Regions from separate parts of the Homo sapiens genome. Here region 2 is linked to region 1. Evidence: chromatin loops called from intact Hi-C (ENCODE). Cell type or tissue: heart right ventricle. All regions are shown on one strand. Each heading gives the region's core, and the rest is flanking DNA. Links, peaks and the distances in the headings are about the cores only. Region 1 overlaps SMARCA2 (SWI/SNF related BAF chromatin remodeling complex subunit ATPase 2). Region 2 overlaps LOC107987043 (a long non-coding RNA gene).

Region 1 (2,919 bases), core at 104-2,603:
GTGAGTTTCTTTAAAAACAGCAGCAGCAACAGAAATGCTGTTGAATTTGGTGAGGGCTAGACTGTTACAACTGGGAGGCAAGTGTAAACTCAGCATGCTTTGTTAATATTAGGATTCTCATTCATGGCTGGGTATAGTGGCTCACACCTGTAATCCCAGCACTCTGGGAGGCTGAGGTGCAAGAATCACTCAAGGCCAGGAGTTTGAGGGAGGCTGCAATGAGCTGTGATCATGCCACTGCACTACAGCCTGGGTGAGGCCCTACTTTTTTTTTTTGAGACGGAGTCTGGCTCTGTCACCCAGGCTGGAGTGCAATGGTGCGAACTCAGCTCACTGCAACCTCTGCCTCCCGGGTTCAAGCAATTTTCCCTGCCTCAGCCTCCCAAGTAGCTGGGATTACAAGTGCCCGCCCACCACGCCCCGCTAATTTTCGTATTTTTAGTAGAGACAGGGTTTTGCCGTGTTGGCCAGGCTGGTCTCGAACTCCTGACCTCAGCTGATACTCCCGCCTTGGCCTCCCAAAGTGCTAGGATTACAGGCGTGAGCCACCACGCCCAGAACACCAAAACTGGAAATCCTAAGTGAAACATTATAGGTGTTATTTCTGTGAGAAAGATTATGTGTGATTTATGTGTTCTAGCCAGTTTACTCAAAGAGGCAATCTCAGCCTTACAATGAAAGATGTGGCAAACAGATATATGCTTTTAATTAAAAATTACATGTACATATAAGTGACATATTATTTTCTCACCCTAATGAATGTTTTCGTTGACCAATGCACCACTGGTTCTGATTATTTAAGAAGGCATCTGCTCTTCCATCTTTTTGGAATGGGGGTCATAAAGAAGGTCATAGTACCTTGCTTTTTTTTTTTTTTTTTTTGGTCACTCAGTACATTTTTTCCCTGTAATAATACTTAATAGCTCGATTCTGTACTTTTTCTAAATAGTTATGAGCTGTATCCTATTGCTCAGATCTTAAACACTTCTGTCATGAGCTACTGCACTACTCAGTTTCTTAAATTCTCCTCAGTCTATCAATTCCAAGCCTGCCTGTATGGAACTGTCAGAGATGTTTGAAGCAGAGCAACTCCATCTTGAATAGGGGCTATGTAAAATAAAGCTGAAACCTACTGGGCTGCATTCTCAGACAGTTAAGGCATTGTCAGTCACAGGATGAGATGGGAGGTCAGCACAAGATACAGGTCATAAAGACCTTGCTGATAAAACAGCTTGCAGTACAGAAGCCAGCCAAAACCCACCAAAACCAAGATGGTGATGAGAGTGACCTCTGGTGGCCCTCACTGCTACACTCCCACCAGAGCCATGACAGTTTACAAATGCCATGGCAACATCAGGAAGTTACCCTATGTGGTCTAAAAAGGGGAGGCATGAAAAATCCACTCTTTATTTAGCATATCATCAAAAAACCACCACAAAAATGGGCAAGCAGCAGCCCTCGAAGCTGCTCTGCCTATGGAGTAGCCATTCTTTATCCCTTTACTTTCCTAATAAACTTGCTTTCTCTTTACTGTATGGATTTGCCTCAAATTCTTTCTTGTGCAAGATTCAAGAACCCTCTCTTGGGATCTGGATCCGGACCCCTTTTCAGCAACATCTTTCTGGTGACCACAAAGCCACAATACCTAGGAAACCCCCGATCCAAAGGCTAACTTTGAGTAAGTGGTGGGATCCGGTAACAGAATCTAGAGATCTCTATGATCTGATCCTACCCATCCTGATTTCGCATATTTCTTATTGCTGTGGACTAAATGATTGTGTCCTCCCAGAATTCCTGTCTTGAAATCCTAGCCCACAAGGTGATGGTATTAGGAGGTGGGGCCTTTGGGAGGTGATTAGGTCATGATTGGGAATAGTGCCCTTATTAAAAAAGACCCCAAAGAGCTCCCATGTCCCTTCTACCATGTGAGGACACAGCAAAAAGGCACTGTCTATGAACCAGGAAACAGAATCACCAGACATGGAATCTGCTGGTGCCTTGATCTTGGACTTCCCAGCTTCTAGAACTGCTTATAAACCAATCTATGGTATTTTGGTATAGCATCCCAGACTAAGACACCCAGCTATGCGAACATTCTGCAAATAATAGGAACACAAAGCCCATGCCACACTGTAGCATGCCATATTTATTCCCACCTTTGTGATTACTCTTACTTCTCGCCTGGGATGTCTTTCCCAATCCCCTGTGCCTATGCACATTGCATACATGTTCAGTGATCAACTCCCATTCCACTACCCCTCCAGGTGTGCCAGATCATCTTGATTTTTTCTTCTTACAAAGATAATGCCTTCGTTTTTCTCAATTCCCCTAGAGTACATAGCACAGTAATGAGGGAGGGAAACTAGATACTGTAAAAACAGTTGAGAACGAATTCAACTTTTAGATAGGGTTCCCTGGGAAAACTGCTCTTAGATATATATCCATTTATGGAACACTAAGTCCAAATGTATTTGTTCTAGGTATTTTAATGTCAATCTTCAAGTACTAAAGGATAAACTCTAGCATCAAACTCTCTGCATCTTCCCTACTTCACCCATTCCTCACCTCCCCTTTACTGTCAGGTGTCTAGGGTCACCTTTACGGATGATTCTACCGCCTGACCACACAATAAAATTCCTTGGCACCCAGAAGGACATTAATAATTTTAAAAAAATTGCCAAAAGCTTTCTAATTCCCACATCTTAGTCTTGTCTAAACTCTTTTATTTACTTTCTCCTCCATTGCTCCTTACTTAAAATATCTCTCCTTTCTATAGTGTTTGGGTTTCTCTCTCTTTTTTTTTTTTTTTTTTTTTTTTTGAGACAAGAGTCTTCACTCTGTCACCCAGGCTGAAGTGCAGTGTTGCAGTCTCGGCTCACTGCAACCTCCGCCTCCCGAGTTTGGATGATTCTCTTGCCT
Region 2 (2,919 bases), core at 250-2,749, 62 kb before region 1:
GGGCAGCTTGTAGTTCTAATTGAAGTACTAGTTAGGAGCAAGGACTCTGGAGCTGGTCTTCCTGGAGTTGTATCCCAGCTCAATTATTTGCTAGCTGAGTGACCCTGGGCAAGTGACTTCAGTTCTCTAAGCCTCCATTTTCTTGTCTGTAGAAGAGAAATAATAATAGTGTCTACCTCATAAATCTATTGCATAGACTCAAATAAGTGTGTGTGTGTGTGTATTGCCATTTTTGTCACAATCCAAGGGGAACTAGAGTGGGAAGATGGGGCCAAGTTAAGGAATTAGCTAGCCTTTACTCTGCTGCTGTTTTGGTGGTGTTTTAAAATGCTGCTCTTCCTGAATCTGAATGCACAAGAACAGGATGGCTGGAGTTTCTTCAGGCTGGGGCCACTTTGATTTAACTTTTTTCACTTTCTCAGTTTATTTTACCCCAACCTTCATCCTTCAGCCCTCATGCTTTCACTTCTCTCCAAGAGCCCACTGCAAGTTTCTCAGTCTTGTTGAAATCATCATCATCGTCATCATCAAATAAAGTCCTTCACTATTTCCCCTTTCAGATCCATTTCCACGTGTCCTTTGTCAGCCTGATGAAGGAAATGAGTAATGACTATTTCTAATACCCTCTGAAGACAGTGAGATAAGAATGACTCTTCCATGATTGCTGAATGGGCTTTGAGCAGATAAGAGAAGCTTTGGGCAGACATTTCATGTGAATTGTTTGAAAGCTGCACATTCTAAGCCCACTTTTTCAAAGGCAGATGGTGAGTTACTTTCTGATGGCCTACCAAGATGAAAATTTCAAGAACAGTTTGTCCTGTCTCATGTCTCCCCCTCCTTCCAGTCTCAATTCTGATTTTACATCTACAACAAAACCTTCAAGTCCTTACCCCTGGTCTCTGTGTCCCCATTGCACTTGGCTCTCAGTTCCTTATAGCACTCATCCTTTTCAGCAGCAATAAATAAACACATACTACAAATGACCAGACTGTCCCATCAATGTGGAAGTGTCAATATGATGAAATACATGCAGTGGTTAGGAAGAATGAGGCAGCTCTTTGTGCACTGATATGAATGTTTGATAAGGTAAATTATGTGAAAAAAGTAAGGTGCAGGAAAGTGCATATATTATGCTACATAAAATCTGTGTTTAAAAAGGAAAAGAAAGCCACAATCTAAGGTACCATAAATTGTAAATGTGTTTTTATTTTATTTATTATTAAGAAAGGAAAATTGTTGCCAATTAAAATTATGACATCATAGATTGAAAGGCATTGATGTCTTTCAAAGATGTAAAAATATATGGATTTAGTGTATTTATATTGGCTTATATGGAATATCTCCAGTTCTCACATCGTATAAGGTCTTTTGGGGACGGAGCTGCTCTGACCCAGTGGGCTTCTCATTCTGTATGGGCTGTGCTGACTATAAATATCCCTCTGTAAGCTGCTGACGGGAGGCTGCAGAGTAGTGTGTCACATGCTGGTATCTTTGCCTGGGGTGCTGATGTACTAGTATCCTTATCTGGTCTACAACCTTTATATACTGCTTGCTTGGTTGCTTGGAAGTTAACAGAGGTGAAACAACTTTGAACCAAATCCAAGTTGTGATTATCATCCGTTCTGTAACCAAGGCCAGATGCTGTGGTTTACACTTGCTCAGCTTTATAAAGCAGGTAAAAGACTTTGGTACTCATTGGGTAATGAGACACCACTGCAGGGGTCTTAAGCTAGTTAGTTACCACATCAGATTTTCCTTTTAATAAGAATGTTGAGACCAGGCACGGTGGCTCATGCCTGTAATCCCAGCACTTTGGGAGGTCAAGGCAGGCAGATTGCTTGAGCTTAGGAGTTCAAGACCAACCTGGGCAACATAGTGAGACCCCATTCTCTAAAAAATACAAAAAAATATTGGCCAAGAGTGGTGGCATACTCCTGTAGTCCCCCTACATGGGAGGCTGAGATGTGAGGATCACCTTTTTGGCCCAGGGAGGTCACGATTGCAGTGGGCTGTGATAGCGCCACTACACTCCACTCTGGGTGACAGAGACCCTGTCTCCAAAAAAAAAAAAAAAAGTTGGCTTTGGCTTTGGAGAGGAGTGTATTGGAATGGGCAGGTAAGGGTTTTTGTGATTCTACACAGGAGATGCAGGTACTGAGTTTACTAGCCTTGGTCGTTTCCGCAGTTTTGAGCAAAGGACATGGCATCAGGTACCTTCAATATATTTTTAAAAAGAAGATCATTAAAGGAGATAAACAGGCTGAAAGTTGGGAATAGACTTTGAAAGCAGTGGAAACTGGTATTCGACCTTAGGGAAACTGTCCCTATTTTGGTATTTATTAAAAACTTGGACTCCCAGTGATGTTTCCAGTAAGTCTGTAGAAATTCTGCTAGGTTGGTCGGGCGTAGTGGCTCACGCCTGTAATCCCCGTACTTTGAGAAGCCGAGGTGGATGGATCACCTGAGGTCAGGAGTTCAAGACCAGTCTGGGCAACATGGTGAAATCCCATCTCTACTAAAAATATAAGAATTAGCCCATGTGGTGGCGCATGCCTGTAATCCCGTTACTTGGAGGCTGAGGCACGAGAATTGCTTGAACCCAGGAAGCAGAGGTTGCAGTGAGCCGAGATCATGCCATTGCACTCCAGCCTGGGCGACAGAGCAAGACTCTGTTCCAAAAAAAAAAAAAAAAAAAAATTCTGCTAGGTTGGATGATTCAAATGCCCACTGATGAAAGTGTGTTCAGAATTACACACCTGGAATGCATCGTGGCGTGCAAATATAGTGCAATCCCTTTCTAATACTCTTGTAGGACAAAGAAACTGCATTGTGTTTTCTGACAGTCCATTAGTGTGGTCCTTTCCTGGAAGCATTAGTTATTTATATATGGCGCTCATGCTTGAATCTGTAATATTGAAT

The links. Hi-C counts contacts between places; a loop is a spot of excess contacts. Peaks named below come from ENCODE experiments on the same cell type or tissue, not always from the same donor. Only the 100,000 strongest peaks of a DNase experiment are listed, where the experiment ranks them.
Region 2: a loop joins it to region 1, with 3 times the contacts of the local background. A loop is called at or near these places in 2 of 110 quality-filtered maps.

What each region holds. Positions count from the first base shown.
Region 1 is chr9:2,145,205-2,148,123 of GRCh38, reverse strand. The region is part of intron 27 of SMARCA2 (SWI/SNF related BAF chromatin remodeling complex subunit ATPase 2); the gene reads right to left. Among named protein-coding and RNA genes, the nearest start is that of SMARCA2, 130 kb to the right of the region's middle. In heart right ventricle, for the core only: a CTCF peak has its summit at 1,295 (motif pointing left); no DNase peak of the experiment used is centred there.
Region 2 is chr9:2,207,251-2,210,169 of GRCh38, reverse strand. All of the region lies in intron 2 of LOC107987043 (a long non-coding RNA gene), which reads left to right. Among named protein-coding and RNA genes, the nearest start is that of SMARCA2, 190 kb to the right of the region's middle. In heart right ventricle, for the core only: no CTCF peak of the experiment used is centred there; a DNase peak (open chromatin) is centred at 1,456.